2 separate regions of the Mus musculus genome follow, and region 2 is linked to region 1. A link is a loop called in an ENCODE intact Hi-C map of the cell type or tissue named here. Cell type or tissue: heart. All regions are shown on one strand. Each heading gives the region's core, and the rest is flanking DNA. Links, peaks and the distances in the headings are about the cores only.

Evidence for each region. Hi-C counts contacts between places; a loop is a spot of excess contacts. Peaks named below come from ENCODE experiments on the same cell type or tissue, not always from the same donor. Only the 100,000 strongest peaks of a DNase experiment are listed, where the experiment ranks them.
Region 2: a loop joins it to region 1, with 1.9 times the contacts of the local background. A loop is called at or near these places in 3 of 42 quality-filtered maps.

The regions. Positions count from the first base shown.
Region 1 is chr13:103,970,778-103,987,432 of GRCm38, forward strand. No RefSeq gene overlaps it. Among named protein-coding and RNA genes, the nearest start is that of Erbin, 59 kb to the left of the region's middle. In heart, for the core only: no CTCF peak of the experiment used is centred there; DNase peaks (open chromatin) are centred at 7,744 and 7,854; H3K27ac peaks cover 1,070 bases.
Region 2 is chr13:104,029,585-104,046,239 of GRCm38, forward strand. Nln (neurolysin (metallopeptidase M3 family)) reads right to left here. Exons shown (of 13, transcript NM_029447.2): 9 at 16,605-16,655; 10 at 7,714-7,900; 11 at 7,270-7,398; 12 at 6,003-6,139. It overlaps Gm30967 (a long non-coding RNA gene), which reads left to right and starts at 8,299. Exons shown (of 3, transcript XR_873894.3): 1 at 8,299-8,481; 2 at 12,072-12,229; 3 at 16,509-16,655. In heart, for the core only: no CTCF peak of the experiment used is centred there; a DNase peak (open chromatin) is centred at 7,087; H3K27ac peaks cover 889 bases.

The DNA.
Region 1 (16,655 bases), core at 3,706-11,705:
TTTCCAAAGTCAGGCAGGCAGGCAGGCTGTACTTCTGCATGTACCTTCCTGAAACATGTCTGCTACACTCTTCCTCCTTTGCCTGAATCCATTCAGGCTACTTCTTCCCAGGGGATCAATGTGCATAATAATTCTTCTTCTTCTTCTTCTTCTTCTTCTTCTTCTTCTTCTTCTTCTTCTTCTTCTTCTTCTTCTTCTTCTTCTTCTCCTCCTCCTCCTCCTCCTCCTCCTCCTCCTGCTCCTCCTCCTCCTCTTTCTCCTCCTCCTCCTCTTCCTCCTCCTCCTCCTGCTCCTGCTTCTAGATTTATTTCTTTGGAAGCAAAGAGATGGTTCAACCATTAAAAATGCTAGGCTCAAAAACCAAAAAGACTGTACATTTACCTTATCTGTATGGTGTGTGTGAGTGTGTGTGTGTGTGTGTGTGTGTTTGTGTATGTGTGTGTACTGTGTGCATATCTGGCGCCTGTAGAAGTCAGACAAAGTTACTGGATCCTCTGGAATCTTGTGAGCTACCTTGTGGGTGCTGGGAATGTAACCCAGGTCTTCTGCAAGAGCAATCAGTGCTCTTAACCATTGAGCCATCTCTCCAGCCCCAAGAAGTATCAAACTTAAAGTTTTATTATAAAATGATTTATTATTCTCTTGTGGTCTTTTGCTTCAGTTTTGTTTCAGTTTTTTGGAGACAGGGTTTCTCTATGTAGCCCTGGCTGTCCTGGAACTCCCTCTGTAAGCCAGGCTGGCCTTGAACTCTGAGATCCACCTGCCCCTACCAGCCTGTTTTTATTTTTTGTTTGCTTATTTATTTATTTTTTGAGATAAGGTCTCTCTATGTAGTTTAGACTAGGCTCAAACCCACTATATAGTTCAGGCTGACTTCAAATTAATTTTTTTCTTTTTAAATATGTGTGGGTGTTTTGCCTACACGTGTTTATGTATACCACATTTTTGCATTGCCTGAGGAGGCCAGAAGAGACCATCGAATCCCCTGGGACTGGAGTTACAGATAGTTGTTGGCTGCCATGTAGGAGCTAGGAATTGAACCTGGATCCTTTGGAGGAACAGTCAGTGCTCTTAACCACTGAGCCATCTCTCCAACCACTTGGCCTCAAAATTCTTGACCCTCCTTCCCTAACCTCTTGTCTGACATGCTGAGACAGTAGGCACATGCCGCCATCCCTAGCAAAGGGTCATGGTCTGTATCCGCTTTCTAGATCAGATCCTCTGCTATCTGTACCAATATCCATCTCCTTCCTTGCATGACTCCTGCTCTGGCAGCCATTGTTGCTTGTTTCAAGAATCCCTTCCCTAGGAAAACTTTGCCTGTTACAAGGTCCCAACAACAAACTAAAGTATAATTGTATGGAAGTTCAACCTGGGAGCTGATGAGTTCATTGTGCTTACTTATAAAGCATAGGCGAGGGGCTATTTATGGAAGTATGAGTGACTCCAAAGCTACCACACTACAGTCTTCACCCATGGGGAATGATGGATTCTTATAGTCACAGAGACAGAGTGCCCTTAGTTAACCTTCCCGGACTAAATACTCTAGTACCTTCCCTCCAATCTCAATGGAGGCAGAACTTCACCCAAATGTCTGGGAGGAGGAGCAGATGGAATTTCAGGTGAAGGTGTAACAGCCCTCTCCCCTTCCTCTTCAGATGGAACGTCCACAGGAGTGGGGTCTTGTTGGAGGCAGCTGTGCAAGCAAGCACAACTGATCTGGTGAAGACGCCAGCCAGCTGATTTGCTTGGAGAATCATGTTCTACAACACTGGTGGTTCTACACTGTTGTTCTACAACAATTGCTGCTCCAATTATGGGCCTCTCAGGTCCTCTCTGCCCCAATTCTGGCTTCAAGGCCCACTATAGATTCCCTTCTACAGATTAGCAATTGTCCATGATTCGGGAAAACGTCCCTGGGCTTACCCTTACCTCTCCAAATTCAGCTTCTTTACAAGTAAATCTATCATTTTAAAAGCCCAATCGTTCTTGGTTCTTGTTTGAGTTATTTTTGCCAGCATTTTTAATACCCAGATGTCTTTATATCCTGATGGCTCCCTCATCTCCCCCAAGGAGATCTCTCTAGAATGTACTCTGCAGTGTGTGATGTGAGTCTTAAGGCATACTCTTAGCTTTTAGGACTGCACTCCTGTCCTCCCTCACATCTCTACAAACTGATCCCCTGCCCCTGAAGTAGACTCTAGGACAGAGATGAGTGAGACAAAAGTTGACTGTGGAATCTCATTCAGAGCAACAGCAATGAAGGGAACGGGGATAAGCAGGCCAGAGGGGCCAGTGGGACCATAATGCAAGGAGCACCAATCTAAAGGCCCTTCAGAGTGTCCGTGCTTAGGGTGTATTATAAGGCTATGAGACCAATCCCTGGATGCAGGTTACTCTAGGGTGGGTGTATAACCTCGGGCAAGAAAATTCTCTTCATCTGATTTGTGACTGTGTCACAAATAAATCCTCCGTATGTGTTGTCTGGATTCTTTGACTTCTGTTCCACTTCACATTTTGTCTGTCCATCTACCAACAACGCACTGTCCTCATTACTACACTTCATGGATCAATTTTGCGAAACTGATATTGTTATTACTTCATCTATCTTTTTCTGAAGATTGATTTACTTTTACTCATGTGTTCATGTGTGTGCCTGCGTGCATGTTTGTGCATTATGTATGCACAGGTGTTGACAGGGCCAGACGAGGGTGTTGGATCTCCTGGAGCCTGAGTTACAGGCAGTTGTGAGCTTCCTGATTGAGTGTTCGGAAGTGAATTAGAATTCTCTAGAAGAGCAGCGAGTGCTTTTAACTGCTGAGCAGTCACTCTGGCCCTTGTTTGTTTGTATTTGAGAAAGATTTCCTGTAACCCAGGCCAGCCTGGAGCTTGCCAGGTAACTGAGGAGGATCTTGTGTTACTCCTGGTTCCCCACTGCACCCGGGATTGTGGGAATTCACCATTACGCACAGCTGAGAGTGTTGTTTTGTTTTGTTTTGTTTTGTTTTGTTTGTTTGTTTGTTTAAATACTGAATTTCCTCTAGAGAGAAGATTTCTCTCTCTAGTTATCTTTTTTTTTTCTTTAATGGCTTTAATAAAATAAAATTGATTGCTATCTCCAGGTATGTCTTGCACATTTTCTGTTAGGTCCTTTTCTAGGGACTTGGCAGTTTGGGTTGTTATTTCAAATGGTATTTTATTGATGGTGTTTAGCAATACAATGAGCTTTGGCTTTTAATTTAGCAATCCTATTAAATATTTATGTTAATTCTGATCAATTTTCTGTAGATTTCATTTTCCAGTATTCATAATTCCCAACTGCATGTGAACGAAACAGTGTGCTTTCACAATAGTCCATTGTAATAGAAGCTAACCACTTCCTCTTCTCTGGCCACACGCCACACTGTATTTGTGTATATGTTCCCTCCGTGTTTATTCTGATAACTGGGGTCGGGCATTGGTTCATTTGCTCTTCCTGGAGCAGAACTATTCTTCAAACACATTATTCTTCAACCTGATTTGTTTACTGCTGATTGTTATAAAGTTCCCCAACTCCATTTTTCTTTCATATTTTATGCACGTAATATAAGTGTGCCTGTGTCATATCCTGGATAGTTTTAGTCTGTCAGTTTCCGTGCCTCGCTCTTATCTGTAAAATTAATTTTATTGTTTTATATGGACGAGTATTTGCCACATGTATGTCTGTGTGCCACACGCGTGTCTGGTGCCTGCTGAGTTTAGAAGAGGGTGCTGGATCTCTGGAACTGGAGGTGTGAGATGCCAGGTGGCTGCTGGGAATATCTCAAGTCTATTGGGAGAGCAACTGGAGCTCTTGACTGCTGAGCCCGCTCTCCAGTCCCAGGGTGCCCCGCTCTTTAAGAAAAAACACAAACATGAAAACAAAAATATTGGATAATCATGAGACTAGACAGGAACTTGATTCTCAAGCAAGAGACTTTGCAGTTAGGGCCAGAGTATATATAGCTCAAGGGTACAGAATTTGGAAGGACTTATACTTAGTCCATACAAGGTCCTGGCTTCAGCCCCCAGTGCTTTCCAAAGTTAAACACAGTGTTTAAGGCATGTATGAATCTTTCTTAAATGGCTCACACTTTGATCAGATCTTTTTTCTTTCTTCGAAGAAGTATTGTCTCTAAAACAGATCCAGTTAGGGCTGGCCCTCAGGACTGAGAGACAAAGCCAAACTGTGAGGTACTAGACACGCAAACTAAAGGACGGTAACATTCTGCAAAATGTTTGCTAGGCCTCCAAAGACAAAATAACAATTTGACTTTCTTCTTCTGAGGGTGACCAATGCACCGTATCAGGTGATCCCAGTTGTCCCCACGGCAAGGGGCCATGCCGCAGAGATCCTGTGAGATTAAGTGAGGACAGAACCTGCCCCAGCTGCGCTGGCAGTGGTGTGACCAGCTTTAAAGCTGAGCTCTAGTGGTGATTTTAAAGTGGAACAAGCCAAGGAGCAAAGCAAGTCAAACCCCGGTCAGGCTTGCTGTGGACCGCAGAGGGTTGGGAGCAGACAGAGTCCATATGCTGTGGACTGCAGAGGAAACACTGGGGTGGGAGCGTACAGAATCCCACTTGTCGGCACTCCAGAATACATGGAGCCGGCTGCAAAAATAAACCACTATCTGCCGAAGAGATATTAAAGCAAATTCATCTGGTGTTTTCTGTAATTAACTTACTACTTCTGCTCTATCGTCTTGTAAGTATCAACCATATTTGTGCAAACAGAGGTCTAGGGATGACTGAGACCATTTTCTGTGATTTTACTAAAGAAATAACACTGTTCTCTTCGTATAAATTTTATATCAGCAGGTGTTTTCACATTTTAATTCTACGTTACTGTTTCATTCTTACCATCTAGGATTCATAACATCCAAACTGAGTTATTTGTTATTCCTTTGAAGGTTACTAGTATGTGTAATTCATAATTTCATTGCCACAAAGAACAAGTGTTAGCCCCCTTTGCACAGAGTTGGGGAAAGAACACTAAAATATATGGAATATATGTATATGTGTGTGTGTGTGTGTATATATATGTATGTATATATATATATATATATAGAGAGAGAGAGAGAGAGAGAGAGTTGACTTAATAAATTATAAAAGCACTGTCATTCAGGACCCTGATAAAAGCTGTCTCCTGAGGCTATGCCAGTGCCTGGCAAATACAGAAGTGGATGCTCACAGTCGTCTATTGAATAGAACACAGGGTTGGGAGCAGGGGGAGGGGGAAGAGTATAGGGGATTTTTGGAAAGGAAACTAGGAAAGGGGATAGCATTTAAAATGTAAATGAAGAAAACATCTAATAAAAAAGATAAAGGAATTATACTAATTAGAATATTCTTTGTACATATATAATTCCATAAAAAGTTAATAAAAATGATATAAAAATTATTTCTGGGAAAAGGAAAAAAAATACTGTCATAATAGCATCCCCTGTGAACTGTGAGCCTGCCATTGAGCTATCGCTTTTCATAATTACCTCATTCAGTCCTCACAGTGGCCCAGGGTGATAGGCGGTGTCTCACTATAAAGGAGAACACTAAACTTGACTGGACCTTGGACTTTACATCAAGGCAGTCATTCAATTCTTTGATGGTCTTATCTGGCCTATTGGATATTACAAGATGTCAATGTCCTTCAGGGAGAGTGGAGTGCCCAGGGAAGCTGCCAGTCAGTTGTACTTCCTGAAGTGCAGGGGTCATGGCAGGAAGGGCATTCCCACAGGTGGAACACAGGACAGCAACTGTGGGTGAGAACAGTTGGGTTCCGGTGAGTGTACCAAGGAAGCTGAGGTTGAAACCCAACACCATAACAAACATTTCTGAAAGCCTGGCCAGAAGTCGTTTGGGGACAAATTGCTGCATGTATTAGGTGTAATGCTAAAGAATTTAGACATTGCTGTATAGAAAGTGACAAGAGGTAATTTAACAAATTTAAGTTGTGTGTGTTGTTATTGAGATGTGTACATTCGGAAGCTGAAATACCCAACTATAGAAGGAACATTTCCCCCTCTGTCGAACCATTATTTTGTTCCTTAGTATAACCACTGTTGGTTTGGGTACAACATTTTTAATGGATAAAAATATGGAGCTACTGTTTAACATGAATATAATTATAGTTGACCCTTTGCTTGGCAGTAACTCATTGGGGAAGATACTTCTGTGTGTCAGCATGTAATTTGGAAGTTTCTGAGAGCTTCAGGCATGTCAAGGCCCCCATGGTTAAGGTATTTAAAATCTAGAAAAATATTGATATTAATATAATATATATATTTTTGTAACCCATCCAGTTATTTTTAATCTGAATTATTGAAAGTAGAGATGATGGATACATGAAAACATGGATATTAAAACTTAATGTATGCCTTCAAATTGCTCTCTAAAAAGTTTTTTTTTTTATCAAGTTATCTTCAAGAAGTTATCTTCAAGAAGATGCTTAGATTTTTCCCCCTTCTGTATATTCACCAGTATTCCATCTGATCAACAGGGATTTTTTTTTTTAATTGAACAAGGTTGTAACAAGATCCTAGCTGTGGTGTGTCAGTCAGTTAGCTTACTTCAATCGAATTATTGTTTTGAATGTGTGATTCACTGTCTATTTAAAGTCCTAGAAGAAACAACTGGGGGAACAGACACTAAGGAAAGAATTGTAATATATTTGGGACAGTGACTAAACATAAAATAAATCACACTGGGAAGAAAACTAGGAGTCCTGCTTTTTGTCGGTGGGTCTCAAATACCAGTGCAAAAAAAAAAAAAAAAATACATCGGCCAGAGAACTTTTAAAACCAGCCAATGTCTGAGTTGCACATCTCAGTTTTTGTTCTGTTGGTCTGTGGTATGGCCTGAGTAGTAAGATATTAAAAAGCCCCAAGGGGGATTATTTTATGAGCTACAAATGAGAATTTGTTTGGGGTATCTATCCACTTTAAAGGTCCCAAATTCCACATCTACATACCGGAGAAAGACGCCATTCTTCCTTGAAATTTTCAGGAATGAATTCAGGCTTGGCAGAATTCTGGTAGGGCACATCTCCCTGGGTTCAACCTCAGCACTTTATACGGATACTGTGAAGAAAGAGCTACCTGGATTGTTTTCCAGGGTTCAATTTCACTTCTGTGACTTGACCTACAAAGGTGAAAGAACTGGATGACTCAGGCTGAGTCAGCCATCATTCTAGATCCAGGCGAACCAAGCAGAGGCCCTGTAAGTCTCTGGCAAACGAATGGAATAAACAAACACGCTTTTCAGAACATTCTCTGCAAGATGAAATCTACCAGTTAGAACAGGTCTGGCCTGGCTGGCATGCAGGGAAGGCAGGATTTCTACAACGCATTAAGCAAGTAATGAATGACCTCTTTCTAGTGGAGGACATTCTTCAGGTATCTCAAGGGTCTGAGCCCTGATTTCTCAGCCTCTTGCTCTTCCTCGCTCCCTTCTTTTCTTTTCCTCACACTCCTCCTCCTCCTACTGTCTGGTAACAACAAAACCTTCAAACATAGTCCCTGTGATTGTTGATACCGGAAGGAAAATCCTGTCATGTGGAGAAATGAGTGTCCCCTGCTGACTGGGACAGTGAGTCACTCCTTGCCTCAGACCTTAGGGTATTCTAATGTTCCATATCAACCTGCCTTTGCCAAGCAGCAGCTGACACCCTAAAGAGAACTTCTGACCTTCAGAGATGAAAGCTGAGCTCTGAACACTGGTATCCCTGGTCTCACACACGCCTGAATGGAGGAGGAAGGCTGCTAGGGCTGCCACTTTCCAGGCACGAGGAGACACAAGCTGCTGATCTTTGGGTTGAGGGATGGGAAGACTTTGGGGCTGAGGGGAGGGGGTGAAGAGCCTGATTTACAGCATGGCTCTCATGTCTGTAATACTGCCACCGTGGCTGATGTCAAGTTAGCAAAGCCTTCAGTGTGCTCACAACATTCCTGAAGGTTTACTAATCAGCTTTCACCAGCCTGTCCAGACTGGTTGCAGCAGACTCCTGGCTCTGCCTCGGGAACAACTGGCCTTCTTAGTGATGCATGCCTATAGCCCCAGCACTAGGGAGCCTGAAGCAGGAGGATCACAAGTTCAAGGCCAGCCTGAGCTACATAGCAAAACTGTCTTCAAAAGGAAAATCTTGGTAGCATAATATATTTACTATTTAAGCTTATACCATTTTGTGGCTCAAAATTCAGTCTTGTAGAGCTGCAAATGTCAGTTTACACAGAGACCACAAGTTTCTCAGCATCTACTTGCAAAGATGCTAAGGGTCTAATGAAAGAAGGACTCAGCTCTTAATACTTCAAGAGGTTTATTTCTAAGAATTGGAAACTAGGGACTGGAGATATGGCTCAGCAGTTAAGAGCACTGGCTGCTCTTCCAGAAGACCTGGGTTTGATTCCCAGCACCCATATTGTAGCTCACAACTGTCTGTAATTTCAGTTCCAGGGGATCTGACACTCTCACACAGACATACAGGCAGGCAAAACACCAATGCACATAAAATCAAAATAAATCATCTAAAAACAAACGAATTGAAAACTAAGTGAAATACTGACTTAGGACTAAGACCATGGAATAAACTGGGGAGAAAAAAAAACAAAAAAGAGTTCTTTAATTACTGAATGAACAGTGTCATGCTTGACACCCCTGCCCCCACCACCACCTCTTTTCTCATCACATCTGAAGGCCTGTTAAGAGTGAGTAACTATTCCACTTCAAATTTATTTGAGCCAAATATGAATTGTAAATTCTCTAGAAGAAATTAATTCTCTATTTGATGTTAGGAAATCCTATGTTTTTCAAATGGATGTCCTACAGAATAAAAGAGACCTGGGTCCTATTTCAAAATGAATCACCAACTCTCCCCTCCCTAAAAAATATTATTTTCTTTAAAAAATACAAAATATTATAAGAATGTGCTCTCATTTTAATCCCAGGATGTGGAGGCTGCTTCGGACTGTCTGCAGCAGCTGACTATGATTTGCCTCGTGCTCTAGCAGAGGCGTGGTTTTGCCAGCTGCAGATAGTTTCTAAGACTGTGTGACATTTGGCGTTCTGGGAACTTTTTAGAGTAATAAATGCTAGGACCTCCAGTGGGGTTGGTGATTGTTGGTCTTTCGGGGGCAGGACGGTTGGTTGCTTTTTGTTAGTAGTCATACTCAAAGAAGGAACAAGAGAAAAGAAATTAAATTCAGGGATTCACATTCTTCTCTCTCTCTCTCTCTCTCTCTCTCTCTCTCTCTCTCTCTCTCTCTCTGTCTCCCTCTCTCTCTCTCCCCACCCCCGCATCTCTCTCTCTCTCTCTAGCTCTTGCTTTCCCTCTTCTCCTTCTTCCTCTTTCTCTTCCCCTTCAATCCTTTCTCTCCTATCTGGTGATAGGGAGTAAAACTAGGGTGAGGAGGGGTAGGGAAAAAAGAACCCACAAAATAGCAAGACCAGCTACAATGTTTCAAGAGTATGTAGTCGCTGGGGTAAAATTATGCTCAGAGAACGTTTGTATCCTATTTTGATGGCTCCCCATTCTTCAGACATGATGAATAAGTAAATGTTTGAAAAACTTGATTTGGGGGGAGGGTTCATAGTAGCCAGGCCCTATAGAATTTGAGCAAAAATAAATTCACATTGACAACTCCACAGCCAGGAGTAAATTATTCTTAATTAAGTAACACATTGGGTCTTTCCAAAGATAAAAAAAAAAAACAGTGATGGGTCAAAGAAGTGTGTTGCTTTAGACTGTCTGAGGCTATTAATAAAACAGTCTCTCTGCAGGAAGTGAATATAGACAACTCACAAAAGCAGGAAAGCTGCTCAGGAACCCGCTGGTAAACGCCTGGTCTCAGTTCATGGAACTGTCCTGCCGGAGTGTGAGAAGGTGCCACCAAGCCAAAGTCCAAGAATGAAGTGTTCGTCCTGCTTCATTCAGCATGTGCTTTTACCTATGGAAGCTGGTCTAGAGAGTGAAAACTGGAACTCTCTATACCAACCCCTTTATTACAAATACGGAAACCAAAGCCAAAGCTGGAGATGCTGGCCATGTAGTATTTTTGCAGGCTCAGAATCCATTTTCCCTTCCGGTCACAGCATCTCCCACGGACTGTCACTTGAGACCTTGTTCCTGGCTTCAGGTCCTCTTGATCTGAGCAGGGCTGCTATCTCCTCAGGCCCAGGCTTGGTGGTTCCCATGTTCAGGTGTGGACAGATGGGTATACCAGAACATTGCAGAGATGGGCAGGTGGGAGGTAGAACCCATAGCCATTTACAAAGGAAAAAAAATCATTGTCCAGTCACACTACTAATACCAAAGCTGGAATCTAGCTACCTTTCAGACCAGGGCACAAAACATTCCCAAGTTTAAAAATTGGTTTTACTTATGTAAAAGGTGATTGTAGACGACTTCATAGGATTACTAGGTCAGTCTGTCTGAGGGTCTGTGGACTTTTCTGCTTGGCCATTAAGTACCTGGAATATAAATATATATGTCCTTCTTTATCTTTAAAGAGAACACAAATTTTAACCAAGGCAAAGATGACACAATGATAGGTAACTTGATACACAACGTTCCTCGAAGGCTGCTTTAAAAAAAAATCATCTTAAGCTACAAAGATATCATATATTTAGACCCTAAATAACCACATTACAAATGGTAGGCTTATGTAAAGGAAGCTAGGGTTGAGTAAGGTGCCTTAGCAGGTACAGGCATGTGCCACCACGCCCAAGGACCAGACTTGAATCTCTGGGCCCCACACGGCATGAGTCTCCTCCCACAAGTTGTCCTTTAACCACCACATGTGTATATACCATGGCCTGTGTGCCCCACATACAACAAACAAGTCAGCGTAATGGACATGGTGAGAAAGAGAGAGACAGGAGAGACTGGATCCCACCTTGGATGCCAGACTGTACGAAACTCCTTTCCTTCCTATGCCTGTGCAGGTGTGTGTGTCACATACACACAGGGTCCTGTGTGCTTTAAATCGTCTTTCTATTTGTTCCAATCGTACAGAACTGATTTAGTCACTGTTCTATGGCTGTGAAGAGAAGCCGTGACCCATGCAACCCTTATAAAAGAAAGCATTACATTAGGACTTGCTTACTATTTCAGAGGCTATGTCCATTGTTATCATGACAGAGAGCATGGATGCTGTCTGTCAGGCACTGGAGCAGTAGCTGAGAGCTACATCCGGATCCGCAGGCAGAGAGAAAGAGACACTGGGGCTGGTCCTAGGCATTTTAGAATGTAAAATTTCCCCCATTTCATGGTAAATTGAGTCCATATGTATGAAGCCTACAGTCACATGGAGTCTACCTTGTCTGATAGGTCATAGTGCTTACAGCAGTCATTCTGGAGTGACCATGTCTCAGGCAATTTTCCCTCCATCCTTTGCTTTGCTGGTTTCAGGGTAATGTTATACTTTACCCTGCTTGCTCAAAGGCTAATTGACTGGGCTTCACACTCAAACTCTTTGCCTTCCTTTCACAACTTTTTTTTTTTGTTGTTGTCTCTCCTGAGACAAGCCAGGTGATATAACTACTTATTCTACTATTAAACTGTCTTAGTTTGTTTAGGTTATCACACAGAATAAAGGGTTCTGTCTTGAAATCTGCTTACATGTATGTGTCTGTAATGTGCTCTCATTCTCTCCAACCACTACTATTTAATTTTCATCAAAGGGCTGGAGAGATGGCTAAGAGATTAAAAGCACTTGCTGCTCTTGCAGACCACCAGGGTTTGATTCCCAGCACCCATGGGACAACAGTCTGGACTCCAGTTCCAGGCTATCTGACTCCCTCTTCTGGACTGCTCAGGTACTGCACACACGTGGTACACAAACACTTGCAGGCAAGACACCGATATGCATGAAGTAAAAAAATACATAAAAAATTAAATTATTGAAAAACTAATGCATTTATAATCAGAATATCTATGGCCAAAGTGTGGCCGGACTGGTGCTAGTGTTTCCAGGTTTTCTAGAGAAAGCAGGGAACATCCAGGCAAAGTAAATAATAGAAAGGAAAATGCTTATAAAGAAACCGTATGAAACCACTTTGGGGCAGTGGGAGGGGAGAGGAGGCAATAGACCATAACAAAATGAGCAAACAATATAAATAGGTTTTAGCCTAGAAAATTAAAATTAATTTCCTCATAATGAAGAAATCTTTCTCACGTGAAGAAAAATGTAATGTTTGAGTCTTAAAAAAGATAATATTTTCTATCTAAAGACTAGCAAATATGCCGGGCAGTGGTGGCGCATGCCTTTAATCCCAGCACCTGGGAGGCAGAGGCAGGTGAATTTCTGAGTTCGAGGCCAGCCTGGTCTACAGAGTGAGTTCCAAGACAGCCAGGGCTACACAGAGAAACCCTGTCTCAGAAAAAAAAAAAAAACTAGCAAATATTAGAAATATGCATGTCATATGCAGTGATTTGTGTCTGTAATCCTAGCACACAGGAAGCTAGGCAGTAGCATTGACAGTTTGAGACCAGCCTGAGACTTTGACTTAAAATGGAATAATCAAAAAGCTGGTTACATTCTTATATTATTGAGAGTGTGAGGACACAGGCACTCATAAATAGCTAAGGTACAATCTTTAAATGCCCTGTGGATTTTAACCATACATAATTCAAGTGTGCAAAATACCACACAAGGCAGGCATTTCATGGAGTCCAGCAGTTCTGGATCCTTAATATAACTCACATAAGAACAAAGAAGCAAAGACAGGGGTACAGCGAAGGAAGCGAAGTGCAGAAGAGTGTGTGCCCTGTAAGGCCGCGTGAGGCCCAGGGAGGCCCCGTGGAATACAGGGGCTGCTCTTTCTACACACAGAGCTGTTTCTGTCACAGCACACAGGGAACATAACACTGTTGTTCCTGGAGAAGAGAACTCCAGTACGGACCCGTAAAAGGGAACAAGGCTTTGGACTGTGTCCTCTTTTACACCTTCTGAATCTGACCAAAGCTTAAGACACATGTACTCTGTGACACAGCAATCCTACTCCCTGACAATGGCTGGACCTGTCCCCTAAAAGCCACGCTTAGGAGAAGCTGTAGATTTCTCTCACCGTGAGAGAAACCAGAAAATAGCCACCTGGTCCTCCCCAAGTGCTGGACCAAGGGAACCATTCAGGCATCGTTTTCCACCTCCAGAATTGTTAACAAAACAACCTTCTTTTCTTTACAATGTACCCAGCTCCAGGCATTTTGACATAGCCACAGAATCTGGACTAATATAATTACCAATTTGAAAAAGGTAGAGAAATTAATTTTTAAAAAATTTATCCAAATATCTGTTCTTCCTTCTTTCTTTCCTTCCTTCCCCACTCCCCACTTCAGTGCTAGGGATTTAGGGTCTCACATATGTTGGGCAAGTGCTCTACCGTTGAGTTATATACTCCTAGTCCACATTTCTCCCCTTGTACAGATGAAAGTCAAAATAACTTTTTTCCTAAGCAGTCGAGAAAATACTAAGACTTTCCCTAAGCAGAAAGAAAGGCAGAGCAAGTATTGGTTATTAGAAAAGCATTCCAACTAAACTCATTGAAAGAAATAAAATGAAAGGCCAATGGTGGCACACACAGCGCTCAGGAGGCAGAGGCAGGAGGATCTCTGTGAGTTCGAGGGCAGCCTGATCTACAGAGTGAGCTCCAGGACAAGTGGGGCTACACAGAGAAACCCTGTCTCAAACAAAACAAACAAACAAAACCTCCAAACAAAATGAAAAAACATTGTCTATCCTGACCCTAAATTCTCAAAGACTGCAATAGCATGCTTTATCATACCAGAGGCAGGAAAGGTACTTTTTACAAATCTGTTGAACAACTTTTAGAAGTATAAGTGAAGAAGGAGGAGGTGTTGACATTTTATCGTGGATTCCATGGTAACTGGGAAGGAGCGCAACGTTTGTGGATAAGTGGCTGGTGGAAATGAAAAGGTCATGGGGTCTGGTGAGATGGCTCAGCGGTTAAGAGTGCCGACTGCTCTTCCGAAGGTCTTGAGTTCAAATCCTAGCAACCACATGGTGGCTTACAACCATCCGTAACAAAATCTGATGCTCTCTTCTTAGAGTGTCTGAAGACAGCTACAGTGTGCTTACATATAATAAATAAATAAATAAATATTTTTTTTAAAAAAGAAAGAAAGAAAAGAAAAGATCGTGGAAGTGCCGGTTTGAGTAAATAAGGCTTATGTGACCACAGCGGCCACTGGGAGAATAGAGATCTTTACAGGTTACTCTACAGAACAGAGAAGCCAACTGTCAGAGGGAAGAAAACACGGTGTGTGTCTATGGTGAGGGGGACTGGGACAGCGATAGGTATGGGAGTGGAGGGAGGGTATGTGTGGTGTGCGGGGTCGCACAGAACTGACTTCGAAGTGATCTAACCGGGTACAGGAAACCACAAAGCAGGCTGATTTTGAATATACCAGAAGGTCTCAAGACCCAAGAGCATGCTGAGGAGCTGTTCTTTTCTGGAGGCAGTCATGGCTCTGCGCCCTGCCAGGGTCAGCTTTCACACCTCTCGCTACAGCTTCCCACTGAAGCATTTGCATTTCTAGTCTGTCAGGTTTTCTCCTCTTGATGAATTCATTTCCTGATTAAGCTGGATGTGGTGGCGCACGTCGTTAATCCCAGCACTCAGGAGGCAGAGGCAGGTGGATTTCTGAGTTCGAGGCCAGCCTGGTCTTCAAAGTGAGTTCCAGGACAGCCAGGGCTACACAGAGAAACCCTGTCTCGAAACCGCCCACCCCCCACCCCCCACCCCCGCAACAAACCAAAACAAAACAAAAACCAGAAGCTCCTCGAAGAACATTGAAACAGGCAGAGAGGTTATAAAACACCGAAACAAAACAAACACAGATTTGCCCAGAGACTAAGCACTGAAGTCTGGATTTGGGGCGGCCCCTTGGGCGGGCTGCCAGGGCACACACAATCACGTGGGTTCAGGCTCCTTCTGAGAGCCCGAGTGTTTGTTATTTGACTCTGTCATTCCTTATCCGTCTTCTCCCCTCGAAGCTGTTTGAGGGTGGACATTTTGCCTGTGTTGTTCACTGCTGTATCCTTGGGGTCTCGCACATAAAGAATGCTCCGATGGGGCTGGTGAATCTTCCTTGTCTCACGTTATTTCTTGAAGATTGGCAGCTAAGTGAGGCTCTCTTCATCCAGGCAGATACTCTTGTATGTCAGTGAATATCTGAAACTGTAGGTCACGTCAACCCTATTTCATAATGTTTGGTTTTCTCAGCATGTCAGTGAGGGTTCCCTAGAAGGACGAAACCAGCAGAGCATACACCAGTATGCATGTATGGCATGTACGGCGTGTGGGATGGAGCACCTATAACCCAGCACTTAGGAGACAGAGACAGGAGGATCAGGAAAAAGTGCAAGGTCAACCTCAGCTAAGCAGCAGTTTGGGGTCAGTTTGGCTACATGAGGACTTGTCTCAAAAACAAAACACGCAAAGAAGGGATTATTGGTTTCCGTGGGCAGAGGCTGTTTCTCCATGGCTGTCTGCTTATTGGAGAGCCAGGGAACTCGGTACATGCTCGGTTGAAGAAGCTGGAAGTCTCAGAACAAGAGAGGCCAGAGATGTAGCTCCAGTGTGAGGCTAAAGGTCTGGAAGTCCCCCTAGGAATCACTGACTGAGTCTGCATTGAAGGGCCGATGAGACCTGAGTCCGATGTTTGTGGCAGCAGCCTTTAGTGCCCATAAAACAAATGAAACAATTGAAAATCAGTTTAACATCCAGATAGCTGAAGTTTAGGTTTAAAAAAAAAATCAAACAAGGAGGATTTCTTTTGAACATTTACATCTAGATGGTTGTTCTCTCTTCTCCTTCTCCTCTCCCTCCTTCTCCTCTTCTTCTTCCTTCTTTTTGCCATTGAATAATGAAAATGATCCAAAAGATTTCATGCTGTTCAGAAGTCTGGAGGAAGAAAGCTAAGAATATGGAATGTGCTTGTAATAAAATTTTCAAGGAGAGCAGATGGAATTACTCAAACTTGAAATACAGCCAGGATTCTGAAGTGAACATCTCACCCTTGGAACGAAAACTTGCTTGGAGTCGTTTATGAGCAGAGTTACCCAGGGCCTCTCAAACCTCAGAGCTGTGGGCTGGAGAGATGGCTCAGCAGGGGGGAAAGGGGCTTGCTGCCAAGTCTGATGGAAAGAAGAACCAACTCTTGCAAGTTGTCCTCTGACCTCCACACATGTGCGTGCACTCATACGTACACAATAACTAAAATGTAATAATAATAATTTAAAAAATAAGCAAAAGAAAAAGATGGCTTAGCAGGTAAGGTACTGCCTGCCAATCCCGACGACCTGAGTTAGAGCCTCAGAACTTACATAAAGAGGAACTGGGCCCTGTATGTTGAACTTTGACCTCTATAGATGATGTGACACACATGCCTCTCCCCGACAAATAAATGTGATTTTAAAAAAAATTAAAAATAAAACAAAAAGTTATCTGAACCACTGAGGCTTAGGCGCCACAATTATCCCTGGTAAACCAAACAAAGCAGTCTCATAGTTAAGGAAGTAGAATTTTCTTGACTCTCATCCTTGAGAAGTCTAGGGACAGAATTAATCCAAGTCCACACAGCTGGCTGTAGGGATTAAAAAATGTTTATTCTTGCCTGGCAG
Region 2 (16,655 bases), core at 3,706-11,705, 59 kb after region 1:
GTGGAAGAAGTGGGGGGACCAAGAATAAGGTCCAATATAGATACAACTTTAAGGTAGAGGAGACACAAGGTGAGTAAAGCAATCTCTTTTATGAGAGCCTCCTGACCCAGAAGGGAGATAAGAAATAGATAAGCAGGCAATGGGTGTGGTGGTCCACACCCACAGTTCTAGTACTTGGGAAGCCAAGGTAGGAAAATGGAGAGTTTGAGGCTAGTCTGGGCTCCACAGGAAGACTTGTCTCAAAACAAAACATAAGGTAGGCTACTTAGTGTTTAGTATTAGGCTTAGTGTATTTGTGTTCTAGTGGAATCACAAAGAAGGCTATTTAAAAAAGAAAGAAAGAAAAAGGGGAGAGAGAGAAAGAGAGAGAGAGAGAAGAAAGCTAAGCCTTGTGGCATAGGCATGTGATTCCAGTTATTTGGGAGGCTAAGGCAGGAGGATCACAACTTTAAGGCCTGCCTGGGCTGCCAGGTTAGACTGGGCAACTTAGTGTGGCCCAGTCGCAACCTTGGAGGTAAAGCCCTATAGCCCGGCATGGAGTGCTTACCTAGTGCTTTGGAGGCCCCTCCAGCAGACAGAAGAACAATCTCCTGCACTGGCCGGAATTCAAGACTTGCAAAGCAATCAGCCGACTGTGTGGCACCCCAAGGCAATCCCAGCAATTGGAAGGTTTAGGCTAAAGGAGCACACATTCAAAGCTAGGATAGTAGGGTGCACAGTCAGACTCTGCAGAAGGAAATATAATCACCTCCACTCTTACTGTCTCTTCTATCACCCACGGCTGTTAAGGGGCCAGAGTTAACACAACAGTGGTTGTACAGAGACACAGAGGAGTCAGAGAGGAGAACTGGATCTCTGTGAGGAACACTCTCACAGGAGGTAAAAACACCCCACATCCTCCTGTAGCAACACAGCACAGCAGGAACTGAGCTAAAATTCTGTTTAAAGAGTACTGGCAGCCGGGCGTGGTGGCGCATGCCTTTAATCCCAGCACTCGGGAGGCAGAGGCAGGCGGATTTCTGAGTTCAAGGCCAGCCTGGTCTACAAAGTGAGTTCCAGGACAGCCAGGGCTACACAGAGAAACCCTGTCTCAAAAAAACAAAAACAAAACAAAACAAAAAAAAAGAGTACTGGCATCGTTAATATTAAAATCTCCATCAGGCTATCCCTTTCCAACTCAAACATGATTCTTCCTTGTACGTTATTGCATGTAAGATCTTCCTATGACACCACAGACTAAAACATAATCGTTGAACAACCTTGATTTTCTCCGTGTTTCTTTTGGAAGCAATGCCTGGTTCTTCTCCTTTACTGATGCAAGAAACAAAGCTTCGAAATTTCTCTAAAACGGAGGAAGGCAATTCTGGCAGAAAACAGCAGTAGTCTCTGAGCCTGCAATGTCTATTACTTCTTGGAAAAATTTCCCACAATGAAGTTGCCTTATTTAAAAAAAATGGCCCTAGTTAAAATGCTCCCTTTTTTCCAACCCTATGCTTAGGGGCTGGAGTTTGAAAGTACACTCGGTGAACTGAAAGATGCCCTGCAAGAGTGCCAGAGCTGGCGGAGGGCACTGACCCCAGGCAGCTTGCCCTCTGTCAGTAAGACAACTGCCAGGGATGGAGAGGTCACATCTGCAGTGACAGCCTCTCCATGTTCTACTACGAGTGTGTGCATGCCATGTGTGTATGTGTTTCTAAATGTATGTATGTATGCATGCATGCATGTATACGCATATGAAAACATCAATGTGAGGCCTTGTATGTGCTGTATGCACGTGTGTAGATTACAGGTCAATTCTGAATGTCTTGTCAGTTCCTCTCTAGAGATTTGCAGCAGGTCTCTTACTAACCCTGCAGTGTACTCATTCAGCTAGACTGGCTGGCCAGAGTTTTGGGGCCTTCGTCTGTCAGTGGTGGCTTACAGATCTGTGTTGTTGTACCTGGCTTTTATATAGGTGCTGGAGGTGCCAACTCATGTCCCCACACTTGTAAGGCAAAGATTTTACCAACAAAACCATCTCCCAAACCTGAATTTAGGAATTAAAAAAAAAATAAGCTAAATAAATAACTAAAATGTGGTAATTATTCACTAGAAAGAATAATATGAAAAATGACAGAGACAACACAGGGAACGTAGCTTGAGGCTGCCACAGGACAGGGGCCAGTTCTGACCCTTGGAGAGATGTCCCAGAGCAGAGGGAGACAACTGCACCATCAGTCAGTCAGCACTGCTGCTCCGTACTCAGAGGCTGCAGGCTGACATCGGACTCGGCTGGGTTTGGTTTCCCGTGAGCAGGAGCCCTCTGCAGTGCAGCTTGCCAGGGTATGAACTGCTGCTCAGAGCAGACCCCAGGCTGTGCAGGACAGCAGATGTTCAAGCGAATGCCTGGAGATGCATTTCTGTAGAGTGTGACCAATGAGGCCTCCTGATCCCAGGCATTCCCGGGCTTGGGACTGAGTCCTTACATGTCCAGCTACCTTCTCAAAATGCTCCCAACACGCTGGGGAGTGTGAGGCCTCACGCCAGCAGAGCTCACGTGACAGACTGGCGATGGTTCCCATGACTTCAGACCAAGTGCAGCACTGCTTACACTATAAAAATTCCCATTGTTACTCTGCTTATGTAACCAACCCTATGTGTGAGACTGAAGGCAACCCAGACCAAGTAACACCACCTTCTGCAGTGCTGGCTGATGGCAAGGCTGAGGTCATGCACAAAACAAGCAGTGCTCGGCACACTGCGCTGAAGAATAGTGTTTCTTTCTCTCTATCTCTCCAGTTGTAGGAACAATGGAAGCCTTTTCATAGGACAGGAGTATTGTGCCAAGAATTTTTAATTTTTGGTAAATATTTGTATTCTGTAAGTCAGGTGCTAGAGTAAATATTTGTAAAACAAAACAAAGCAAAGCTGAAGCCACCCCACAAGAACAAACAGCATTCACTACAGAACGAGGAGGGGTCAAATGGCTGTTGAAAAAGCTGGTTCTAGAATTCGCACAAGCAGTGGAGAGAACGAGGGTGGAGAGTGAGGGCCTCCCCTTCCTTGGTTTCTCAACCCAGGCCCATAATTGCTGTCATGGCAAGACAGTGAGAAATGACAGGATTCCTCACAGTGTTTGAAGGGTAAGGAAAAGGAAGTGAAAACTGGAAATTCAAAGCGGCCTGTTTGCATAACAAGTAGATAGCCCTGAGTCCTGCCAGAGCATCTAGAAACTCAGTGGAGCTGGACTGTGTTTCTAACGTCCCAGGAAGCAGCTCTGGGTGATGGGATCTTTGTTTCTCCAAGTTCACTCCTGTCCTCACCTAATGAAGAGCAGCCTGGCTGCCTGCCAAGTTTCAGAGCTTGGGTATAAAAAGCACAGAGAAACCTGATGGTGGGTTGTTTCTGCAGGATGTTCAAGTAGCAAGAGAGCCACTGGGATCTAGAATTTGGCTGCCACTTTGACAGCTGGAGGGGTGGAGGGGCCGAGGTGTAGCAAGATGAGTGAAGGCCCAGAGGCTGGCTCACCTCAGAGGGAGGGAGTGTATGCTTGCACCAGGAAGCCTAAGAGATAATGGCAGCCAGGACTATGTCCTACTTGAACCTTTCCAGGCCACTTTTCCTCTCCTTGAAACACCATTTCTGCTGGGCTTGGTGGTACAGGCTTGGAATCCCAGTACTCAGGATGCTGAGGCAGGAGAATTGCTATTAGTTTGAGGCCAGCTGGGGTTATGAAGCAAATTTGTCTCAAAAAACATCAACAACTACAACCATCACCACCACCAACAAAAAAGCCAAACAACAACAAACGAGTGAGTCCTGAGTCCTTCTCGCGTCTGTGGACTCCTAGAGTAAGGGGCAGCTGCGTGAGGAGCAGAGAGAAAGGTTAAGCCCTCCTAACATCTCACCATGCAGAGTCATCAGTGTTTGTCAGTGTTTGTTCTGACCGTACTTTAAGAATATTGTGTAAAATCCTTTGCAAAGAATATTTTTATTTTATGTGAGTTACATCAAACAATCCAAACAAAAGCAAAGTTTTACCAAAGCCTTTCCCACGTGCTCCTAAGTTTACCAGGAGGATAAAAGGGATCACTTCGGTCTGAATAATCTACAATAGTTCATACATGAGTAGCATTTTAAAATATTCTTAGATTATTTATGTGTGTGAGTGTTTTGCTTCTTTGTATGGATGTGTGTAACATGTGTGCCTGGTGCCTGCAGAGGTCAGAAGCGGGTGTTGGTTCCCCTGGAACTGGAGTTACAAATGGTCGTGAGCTATTAAGTGGGTGCTGGGAACCAAACACAGGCTCTTAACCACTGAGCCATCTTTCTAGCCCCATCAATGGCTTTTTGAATGGGGTCTTAACGAATAGTATAATTTTTAAGGGGCACAAATAAAAAAAAATTTTTTTTTGTTTTAAAACAAGATCTCATGAAGCTCATGACCTTGAATATACTATGTAGCCAAAGATGATCTTAAACTCCTGATCTTCCTGCCTCTACCTCCCACATGCTAGGATTGCAGGTATGTGCCACCGCTCCTGGCTTAAAAGAAGCCGTACATTTAAAATGCAATGCATAGAAGGAATAGATGTGTGAAGGTAGGCAGAGCTAAGACAATACCCGTCTACTTCTGAGCCACATCCCTGGCTCAATTTTCTTAACAAAGGGAAAACTTGGACTGGGTAATCAATCCCCTGAGCTGGGGAAGATGAGGCAGGAGGTTCACTTGTATTATGTAGTGAGGCTTAGGGATGACGTAACAAGAAAGAGGGGCAGAGGCAGTTTACAGAGTAGACAGGCTGGGGGCTCAGAGTGATAAAGGAAATCAACAGAGAATGGGGGCAGGCCTAAGAGCAGCACTGGCCTACAGAGCAGCACTGCAGGGCCAGTTGAGGTTAGCCAGCATGAGTCAAAGTGTAGGGCAGGTAAATGAACTCACATGGTTTTCTTCAGAAGACCCCATTGAGGGCACCATCTCAACCTAAGACAGTGGAGGCCGGAGGGCTGGGCAGGCTGAAAGTCATGCAGACATCAGAATGCTAAACAGAGTCAGTATCAGACTTGCTGACTGGGTGGGCACAGTCAAAGAGGAAGCTTAAAGTCCTGCTGGATGAGGTAGGATGGGGGAGGGGATGCTTGGAATGAATCAGTGTGGCTAGTCTGGAGAGATTTTTTTTGGAGAGAGAGAGATGGAAGAAATGGGACCCTAAAATATATGACATATTTCGATATGTATGCAGAGGGGCGCTACTTAGTAGAGAAACAAAAGCCCAAAGAACAAGTTGGCTGATTGAAATAAGCATTGAGAGCTTGATTTGGGTAATTTGTTCTAATTTCTGAACCAAACAGAACTTGGAAACACACTGGAAATATACCAGCCTCAGACATAACTGACAGTCGGGTCGTCCATGAGCAGAGAGACTAGGGTCTGTCCCAGGAAGGCTTGGCTGGCAGCCACCTGGCAGCCTCCTCACCGTGCCTGGGAAGGAATGGCTCAGATTAATGAAGCAGCTTAAGTTACCCCAAAGGCACTTAGGTTACAAACTATGTAATAGGTGGAGTACGCTGGCCGCAGAAAAAGGGTGCCTCCCACAGAAAATGTACAAAGAAACCTGTAAAGAATATCACAACACAGAGACTATTTACATCAGGAAGACGTTTACCTTTCTTTCTCAACCTCTTATAAAACAGAAACACTGTATGGCACATGTCAAAACTAGTAGCCATAAACTCTCGAGTGCATAAACAAGGCTTTGAATTTTTAATTACGCAATATATGGGAATGTTAATAAGCAAGAAAGTACAGTAGGTTTTTTTTTAAAAAAAATCTGTAGAATTAAGAGTTAATCACTTGTACACTGAAACTTAATGATGTATGATGATTTGAGAAGATGCCAGGCCTTAAAGTTAAAAGCTGCTACTAAGTCTCTTACTCGAAACTCTAGCTATTATATACTTGGAGCTGAAGGAGAGAGAGCAACTACAAAATTAACCCTGGGGGTAGCAAAGCCATACAGTACCTCTGGATTCATAATCCCTTCTTTTCTGAAACAGCTGTGAAACATGTCCATGGAAAAGACTTCACTCCAAAGATATCCATAATACTGGCCGTCATACCCTCCTGCCAAATGTCCAAAGGTAGCTGGCATATTTGTGCCTTAAAAAAAGATAATTTCAATCAGAATGATAGAAAATGCTAATTAATCAGGCTGTGAACTAGCTAGCTTTCCTTTGGGGAGCCCAGCTGTGAGGGGAGGGAAGGATGGCATCTCACAGGTTGGCATGCACTCATCTCACTGGTTGGCATGTACCCTTAGCCAAGATTATATACAAGCCTTTCTCCTGTCAGTAGCTCAGCCCCAGCTCTGGATGTCTAACAACAATTTCTGAAGCCTTGTCCATGCCCGTCAGTAGCTCAGGGCAAGTCATGCCAATGTGCTTTTAAAATACTTTACTAATAACCCTACTTTCTGCTGGAGCCCCCCACCCTCAGGTGCTGAGAGTCAAACATAGCCTAACTCTAATGCTGAGCTACAACCCAGCCCCCTTCTTGTATCTAAGGCCCCTGCCACAATTCTTGTATCTAAGATGACTCAAAATAAAATGGCATTTGTGTAGGTTGATAATTTCTGAAAATGAAGTGTTTTGAAAGAGATTTACGAGGTGTGTCTACATTGAGCTGCCATTTTGTCAAAGAGACACAATATTGTTCCTTGATTTCCAGATCAGGAGGTGAGGCTCAGGTGACTCAATGGCCACTCTTATCTTAATATCCTCTATAACCGTGTCTGATTCATTTTAGCAACAATTGCCTTGGTGAAAAAGTTTATAACTGACATCCAAATAGATACATATTAGTTGGCTTAAAATGTAAGTTTTAGACTCACCCAATAGCAAACACTGTAAGTATCCTGTTAGAAACTGCCAGTCAAAAGCTTGAACTGGCATTGGAGTCAGAAATGAAGGAGGTTCCCGTCTCCCCCTGAAATGGCCCTTCTGCCAACTTCTTACTGAAAATCACAGGGAAGTCCTGGTACACACAGGGAGGGAGGGGACAGGCAGGTGCTGCCAAACGGGAATGGCTGTGCTCTGGGGCAGAGGCCAACTGCTCACGCCTGATTACACTGCAATGCAGTGACTGTGGAGCCACCTCCCCTTCAAGCACTTTTGGACAGGACAACTCCTAAGGCAGAGTGTGCTTATCTGAAAACTGTCCACCCGCCTGTAAGGCTAAGGAGACTCTGAGGTCTTACAAGAAAAATGAACTCAGGTGCTCTCGCCTCATACCTGGCGTAGCTGCAACTCCCAAAATTTCTGTGCAGTATTTAGCGTATTCGCTCGCGGCATCCAGCGACGCATTGGTATGGAGGGACTGGTCAACTTTGCTCAAAACAATTTGGCGAAGCGTCAGAAGACCTAATAAGGTTAAGAGTGTTTGAACAACGTGTTGGAGAGAGAACGATGTGTGCTAACACCACGAGATCAGAGATTCAGTACCATTCATCACAAAAGGGTAGCAAGGCCAAACAGCATCTGGACCGTGTATGACTTAGGAGGAAACGCTCCCCTCAGACACAGTCCCAGGCGTTGCCGCTCCAACACAGCCAGCCTCCCTCCCTCCACGCACAGCACTCCTGGAGTATGTTATTAAAGTCAAAGTACGCCTGACAGAAGGAGCTGCCAGGAATTCTGCATTTAACAATTCCTACTTGCTTCTCTCATTGACTATACCTGTGTTGACCAGTCTCGAAGCCACAAGCTTCTCCAGCAGCTCGTCTGTGATAGGGTGTCCGTCTCTATAATGTTTTGACAGTTTTCGCAGGGAGTCAATGTCCCACACCCAGTTTTCAAGCATTTGTGATGGCACCTCTACAAAGTCAGTTTCCACATTTGTTCCACTAAATCGTGCAAAGTCAGTCTAGAAAGCAAACATAAACGTGTTTTTAAAAACACTGAGTAGAACTATATACACGCAGTGAACTATAATGAGCCCCATCAACACTTAAGGCAGGATGAGAACAAAGCACTGGAGTTCTATGTGGCTAACTGGCAGAACGTTGTCTACTGTGTGAGGCTGTGAATGTGACCCCAGCAGTTGGGGTTAGGGGAGAAGGCAAACAATTTCCCTTAGATAAACAGTCTCTCTCAGGCTCCTCCTGCAGTTGGTTATTCATGTTTACTCAATACATGCCTTTCGGGGCATTCACCACTGTTGCTCAACTACTCAAGTTTAAATCAGTTAAGGGGTTAAGTTACAACATTCCAGCCTAGGGTGTGTGTGTGTGTGTGTGTGTGTGTGTGTGTGTGTGTGTGAGAGAGAGAGAGAGAGAGAGAGAGAGAGAGAGAGAGAGAGAGAGACAGAGAGACAGAGAGACAGAGAGACAGAGAGATATGTTTTGTGTTCTGAAGTTTATACCAGTGATCCTACGACAGCTATGCTGTGGGAAACCTGAGCTGGACCCCTCAGATCAAGTTGAGAAGAAGCCAGTGGCCTGGAAGGTGAGCCTGCCAATGCGCTGCACGTGGGTGAATGAATGTGAGCAGAGGGGAGAGAGAAGCAACTCACTCAACGTTCAAAACCCCTGTGATGGAAAGAAGGGACTCACTCTCAGGGGGCCTAGGCTAAGAGTTCTGAAAGCCAAGTTTCAAAGATTCTTGATTGAGTTTGATGTTATAAAAGCAGCCACGCAGAAAGAAAGAGATTTCTCACAATAGGCTCGTGGCTTGTTTTCTGCCATTTCCGTTCCCTTTTCTAGGCTAGCGTTTTGGAACCATCACCCCATCCAAGGAACACTTGCAAACCGTGAGCAGCTGAGACAAGTTAGGGGTCGGATATAGGATGGGAACCTCCTGTTTCCCCGTTCCTCCACCCCCGATTTCCTCTCCTGATGCCTCACACCCCAGCACTGTCCCTGGCTTCATCACCCCAGGCTCTACAAAGGAGAAGCCAGGAAGAGGACTTAGCTGCAGAGAAGGAGCAGATGGGGTGCCAGATCAGCAGTGTCTAACCATTCAGCTTCTGGCCTGGGGCACAGGCACAGATGTCAGGATGACAGCACATTCTGCCTGCCCCTCTATGCAAAATACTCTGCTTGACTTCATGTTATAATTGCGCTGATTCTCGATAGGAAAGGCTGCAACACGGGAGGTCCAGGGAAACACTTCAGTAGGCACTGGTATTAGGGCACCTCTGTTGAGGGCATACCCCATCCCTCGACTCCCACTAGCTGCTTCCATTTGTACAGGGGAAGAGGCAAAGACCCCTAGAAAGAGAGTATTTTGCCTCATTCTGGTATGTAACATTTTAAGATTGTATTCGCCTTATAGATAGACCAATCTAATACAGTATTGTAAAAGCCAGTACGCAGAAAAGACTTCCTGTGCCAGGCATCGTGTCTGGTTCATACAAGCACAGTGTGGCTTAAATTTCTATCCAAGAAGCTCGGGATGGTTCAGTGGGTAAAAGGTCTGTTGCATAAGCATGAGGACCTAAACCCCATGGCCAGCACTCAGGTAAACAGGCAGGCGTGGTATAGACACATTTGCAATACCAGCAGGCGTGGTGCCATGCGCACTTGTGATCCCAGCACTTGGGAAGTAGAAAGAGGAGCGTTGCAAATGGCCAGGTAACCTGTGGCTGGTATCAGGTTCAGTGAGAAATTCTGTCTCAAAAATAAACAAACAAACAAACAAACAAACAAATGATGGACAACTACTTGGGAAGAATATCAGAGGTTGACCTCTGGCCACCACACCCAGGTGTACAAACGTACACTTGTACACACATGAGCATGTGCATGCCCCTCCCCCACTACTACATTATTGTATGGTGTATGTCCTATTACTTCTATTGGTGAACTAAGGAAACTGAGGCACACACAGAATAATAGCAGACGTAGGACTTAAAACCAGACGAGAACAGGAAGACACTTGGCCACAGAGAAGGACATAAAGGAGAATTAAGGTGCCATTTGAGTTATGTTTCCCAAGAAAAGTTACTCCCTCCTGAGACTAGAAGATCTCAAGGGCAGAACAGGAGGCTGAGGTACACAAGGTTAAGCTGTGCACTGTCTATCCCAAAGCAGTAATGCTAAATACACGGTTTTATGAAGCATAGTGCTTGAACAGATACGAGCAGTGCAAACAAGGGAAAATCAAGCCATCAGCTACCCTCATACAACAAGACAAAATCAGCAGCCTCGTGATTCTTGCTTGTGTGAAGATTTCCATGAAGGCAACGCAGACACACAAAATCTGGGGGAAGGGTCTACACGCGTGTACACACACACACACACACACACACACACACACACACACACACACTGGGGGAAGGGTCTGCTCAGTATCCAGGAAAAAAAAAAAACATGAACAAATGAGTAACTCATGAGTTAGAGCCAAAATTGGACAACTAAGAAGCAACACAATTACGTCACCAGCGTGAAGAAGAGAGGGCCTATTCTCCCTAAGTCTGCTAGTGGGGCAGAACACTGCCAATGAATGAACAGATCAACAATGTTCTCTAGAGAACAAAAGGAAATGTTTGCAAGGAAGGAGTAAAAGTTAAAAATAGCTCGCCTGCTTACAGATTTCCCAAAAGTCAGCCATGCTGCGCCTTTGTGAACCCTTTGGGCAACATCATTTAAATATTTTTCACATGAAGACAAAAAAAAATCTACAAAATTCAAAAGCTCAATTTCCAGCAAACCAGGAAACTCCTAAGCCAAAGGATACCATAGTCAGCATAGACACGGAAATGGGGACTTTGGCTTTGCAGTGTGAGGGGGCCTCCTGCGCAGGACTGTGGAGTGGGTGGCTGAACTGGCACTCACAAGCGACTATACCACTTCCCAGGTTTAGAGTCCTAGAGTGATTCCCTACGTAGTTCTCAGCATCATCAGTTTGGGGATGTTAAACATAATAAAAGCTAGCAATGCTCATCTATCTTCCAGATAAAGCTAAGTGTGAAGCCACACGACAACCCAATGGGCAAATCAGAGCACACTTCTTGCAGAAAATGTTTGATCATGGGAGCCTAAAAAAATATGGTTAACTTCTGTTTCGATGGGGAATTTTGAAAGGAAGTTACTTTTCTTTCTGGTTTTTGGTTTTACTTGTTTAAGATTCATTCTGTGCATGTGGGTGTTTGCCTGTATGCATATACACAGACGTGCATACCTGGTGTGCATGGAGGCTGGTAGGCTTGGATCTCCTGGACCTGGAGGTATAGATGGTTATGGCTGCCATGTGGGTGTGGGGAACTGAACCTGGGTCCTCCCCAAGAGCAACTTTTTTTTTTAACTACTGAGCTGCCTTTCCAACTCTTAAATATGAGTCTTTGTGTTACTATCTCCCAAATAGACATTAGGATGCCTAAAATCTATTCCATTGCAGATTTAAAACCTATGTCTTGCTGATGTAGAGATTAATGTTTAAGCTTACACAGTAGAGTCAAATGACACAAACGTAACTAAATTTGTCATGTGAGCCCTTTTAACTCTTAAGCACTACAGGTTGTTAGTATCGAATTAAGAGACCAACTCCTTTTACTGGTTATAACTGTGGTTCCTTTTTATGATAAAAAAAAAAAAACTCCAAAGCAGAGCAAAGGCAACTGTTGGAATGAGTCAGCACAACATGCCTAAGACAGTGACAGCCCTCCGGAGAAGAGACCTTGGCTGACTCATGGGGCCAACTGCTGATTTAATAGCACGAAGTCCAGATCCTGATGTGTCTGATCTACCCCACATTGAAGGCTAATGAGAAGTTCAGGTCACAAAGCAAGGCACTAAAAACAAGTGGCCACTATTTACTAGACTTTCCTGTCACTAGATGGGTAAGAAGTCACGGTTTTATCTTTGAACATATCTAGGCATCACTGGAAAAAAATAACAGTAACAAAGAAGATGTGAGAAACGGTTCATCTTTTCTTAGTCTTCACTGCAGCCCTGCACTTGAGCAGGTCGGTGTCTGAGGACAGGAAGAAACACAATTTGGGAAAGTCTTGAATATCACAACTGAACTTCACGGGTTTGCCTTCAGGCTACCTACGCTGTCCTAACTAGGCACTTACTTAAACTGCTCCTTTTCAGATAAGAACAAAAGTTCCACTTAACCTTGATGCTGAGTCAGAGAGAGCTTGGCTTACCATCCTATGCCCGACAGCCCAGCACATGCCCAGGGGATGCCCCGCTCAAGGTCTGTGCACTGAGGTGTGAGAAGAATGTGCGCTGTGGAGAACCTAACTGAGGTAACTCAGAGACAGCTTCTCTTAGACTCCACCTGACCTATCGCCTGCCTCATGTCTTTCCTCTATGTTCTTTGAGTGCTTAACATTTTACTTGTCTCACCTCTACTGACTTTCCGCTTTTAGATTCTTGCCTTTCATGTCCTTGAATCCTAAAAATCCAAAGCACTCTAACTTATTTTGAATTCTATCCTACCATTCTTTGTACACCGTGCAAGGAGATAATCAATAATTCTGCTTTAAAAAAATCACCTGCGCATTCTTCGTCTTCAGAAAAAAACCTTTCTCTTATTAGAAAGATAAAATACTTCAGGGGCTGGAGCGACTGGAGAGTGGGTAAGAGAACTGACTCGTTGTTCTTCCAAAAGGTCAGTTCCGAGGATCATGTTGAGGGCTCACAACCACCTGGATAGCTCCAAGGGATCTGATGCCCTCGTCTGGCTTCCACTGGCATCCATAATCATAAAGACAGACACGTAAAAGTCATCCTTTAGAAAGCTAAAAAAGTATATATAAAAGTTGCAGCGTACAAAAGAAATGAGCAACTTCCCAAACACGCATTATACACATGCACACTTTGGTTTATGTTAGCATTTATTCTATGTTAACATATATGTACATACTTATACACAGATTAAAAAAAAACAAAACAAAGCTGGGCGTGGTGGCGCATGCCTTTAATCCCAGCACTGGGGAGGCAGAGGCAGGAAGATTTCTGAGTTCGAGGCCAGCCTGGTCTACAAAGTGAGTTCCAGGACAGCCAGGGCTACACAGAGAAACCCTATCTCGAAAAACAAAAACAAGCAAACAAAACAAACAAAACAAAACAGAACAGAACAAAACAATAGAACAATAAAAGAGGGATCTTCAATGAAATCATGTCTGATGTCAAAGTCACAAACTCTAAGAGCCCACAGGGACATGTGAAAGTAGAGACATTCACACTTTGCCCTGCTATCAGAACACCACCTAATAACTGAGAAAGAAGCCTGTTCATGGAGACTCTGCATGTGGGAGAACTGGCTCAGGTCACATGCGACACAGCTGCCTCTAGTGCACTGCTGGCAGAGCAGGCAGCCGAGTGGCTGGGCTGCCTTTGGGCAACTCGTGCTAAGCTTCAAGAGCCTTGACACTTTGAAAACAGGAAAAGCCATGTTGGGTTCACCTGAGTGAGAGCCTTGCGGAGGAAGCAGTGCCGTGCTGGGACACGCTCTGAAGGTTCCGGCAGCTCTGCCTTCTGCTTCTCTTGAGTTTCTGAGACAATGCCTTGCTACGTAGCTCAAGCTGGTCACAAACTCACTATGTAACCTATGCTGGCTTTGAGCTTACAATCTTTTTGCCTCAACCTTGGGAGTGCAGGGACCATAGGTGTCTGACACCTTACACAGCTCCATTTTTCTTCTTAGCCTGCCCAATATGTATCTAGCCTGAGTACAGGTTGCTCTGACCAAGCAATTATATCTAAGCGACTAAACATATCTTAATGTTATTTTTAAAAATAAAATATCTATGCTTCTCTACGACTAATACTCTGCCACCCCCAGCATAGTAATAGCTCACGCTATTCTTGCTTCTGGAATCAAATTTTGAAGTGGTTAGAGATCATCTGAGCAAGGCAAGGGTCTTGATTCTGATGTGGAAGTCTCCTTCCTTTCACTACAGCACTCTGAAGGGGCACCCATGTGTTTTCTTGAACCTCATGGCTGTGGTCTGCTTCTTCTTGCTCCTGCCCACCCCCCTTCTTCACTTTTGATTCTAAAAGGATTGGGTTATACATAAACAGTTACGAAAATACTAAAAAAAAAAAATCAAAGGATAAACAAAAGATAGTCTATTGCAAAATAAAATACTAGCCAGGAGGTGGTGGCACAGGCCTTTGATCCCAGCACCCAGCACTCAGCAGGCAGAGGCAGGTGGATCTCTAAATTCAAGCTCAGCTTGGTCTACAGAGTGAGTTTTCAGACAGCCAAGGCTACATAGAGAAACCCTGTGTCAACCCCTTCCCCCACAAAGAAAAAAGAAAAATAAATAAAGACTAAGAATTGCTATTGTCTCCATTTTATTTCAGTTTGGTTTTTTGAAACAAGGTCTTACTATGTAGTTCTGGATGTTCTGGAACTCACAATGTAGATCAAGCTGGCCCTGAACTCATAAAGATCCTCCTGCCTCTGCCTACTGAGTGCTTGGATTAAAGGCATGCACCATTATGCCAGACTTGTCCCTGTTTTATGAATGGAGACATGAGAGGGTTTGAAAAGGCCAAGTCACATTTCTTTTCTCTTGGATGGCGCACATAGGATTGAACCTAGCCCTATATATTTTAATCCAATGTTCTGTCACAATGCCAGGGTTCCCCTGACAGGGCCTGTTTCTCTACAGTGGTATATAATTCAAATATTTAGAAAAGACCAATGGTGTTACTTTACAGACTATTTCAGGTCACATCATTTGAAGTTTGTCTGACTATTTATAGCCCTTTCACTTTTAATTAAGGCTTTATTGTGATTCTGATGTTTATTAAAATAATTATCTCTTTATAGTTCAAAACTGCTTTTAACATACAACCAACAAAGACATCAGCAAGAATGAAAACTGGTGAGAGGCATTACTCTTCCTTCTGCAGAAGTTCAAAAGGCCAGAGATTGCAGAGAGCGCAACCCACGAAGCAGGAACAGATACTGGCAATGCCTCTCCTGATTGCTATCCTGTAAATTACCAACCTGGCAGTTGACACACAAAACACAGTGAAACTCAGGTCCCTAATGACAACACGGTAAACAGTGAACTAGGGCATCCACATGCCTGGGAACTGGAAGTTCCTGCACAGACATTTAAATGTCACCATGACACGCTCCAGTGAGCTCCTCTGGCCATCCAACCTCCAGACTGTGGCAGTGTAGAATCCAAACTATGAGGTGTCATATCTTAGATCCAATCTACTGCATATGTATGGCAAATTCAGAAGTCATTAGCGAACACAGAAGTTATGGATCTTATTCAATGGCCATTCATTTTAGATGAATACAAAAGGTCTCTAAACTTAAAAGCAGCAAATACATAGATCTCCGTGTATAGAGGGTAGAAGGTATTGGTCACTGGTTCTCAGCAGAAATATCTCAACACTCCATTCTGAGAGGACTACCCAGAGGACAGAATCTGCACAGTCATCCAAAGGACACATTCTGCTCCTGAATGGTTAGCCGAAGGTCTAAGAAGTGTAGGGAACTGATTGGTTTAAGAGAGACACACTAAGAGAGATGGCACAGTGGTTAAGAGCACTGGGTTTCTGTCCAGAGGAACCAGGTTCATTTTCTGGCACCCACATGGTGGCTCACAGTCTTTATCTGTATATGTCTAGTTCTAGAGGATCTAACACCCTCTTCTGGCTTCCTTAGGGACCATGCACACAAGTGATAAGACAGGCAAAACATAAAACAACCTATACATCACTTCACTAGCATTTGAGGCTGTGGCAGGAAATCATGTGTTCAAGGCCAGCTGGGCTATACATTATCGGATTTTTTTTTTGTCTCAAAAGATAAAACAGAAAAGAAAAAAACAGAAACCCCTTTTCTTTTCTGGCCTGGGGAGACGGCTTAGTTGAAGTACTGGCTGCTGAATAAGCATGAGGACTTTAGCACCAACCCTAGAATCTTCTTTTAAAAAAAAACAGTAAACTGGTCGACGCTTGCAGGTGGATTCCTGGGGGTTGGTGGTTAGCCTGTTTACCCTATCTAGTGAGCCCCAGGTCTCACTGAGAGACAGTCCCTGAAAAACGTCACACACTGGCCTCTGACCACCATACACATGAACACACACAAGTAACCATCACTTTTCTTTTCTGCTTGGCACTCAAGGAGTTTCAATTCACCGCACATACATTTTTCCTGGGGGAAAAAACCCTCTACACAGTCATTTATTTTTTTGTGTTAGGCTCTCATGTAGCCCAAGATGGACTTGAACTTGCTATGGAGTTAAGGCTGGTCTTGAACTCCTGATCTTCCTGCCTCTTTTCCAAGTGCAGGGTTACAATTAACACACCCACCACTCCTAGCTCCGCATGGCTGTGTTACTTGTGATTTTAACTTGAGGCTACTCAGCAGTAGAAAAGGAATGAAGGTTCGAAGAGGTTGGAAGCCTCTTGGAAGAGGTTGTTTCTCCATGAGCAGTTATGCTACAAGATCTTTCACCAGTGGGCTCACCTCAGACTGAAAGTGCAGTGTGAGGGGTGTGAAAAGGGAACTTTGTGCCTCTGTAGGCTTAACTTCTCCATTGTGTTCAGTTTGTGGAGAACAAATGAGGCCAAGAGAGAGACCTGACAGCAGCTGAAAGGAAAGAAGCAAACTGGTGGCTTTGCCATGATGAACACCCTGCTCACCTGTGCACAGATCTGATGCATGACGTGACCAAACTCATGGAAGTAAGTTCG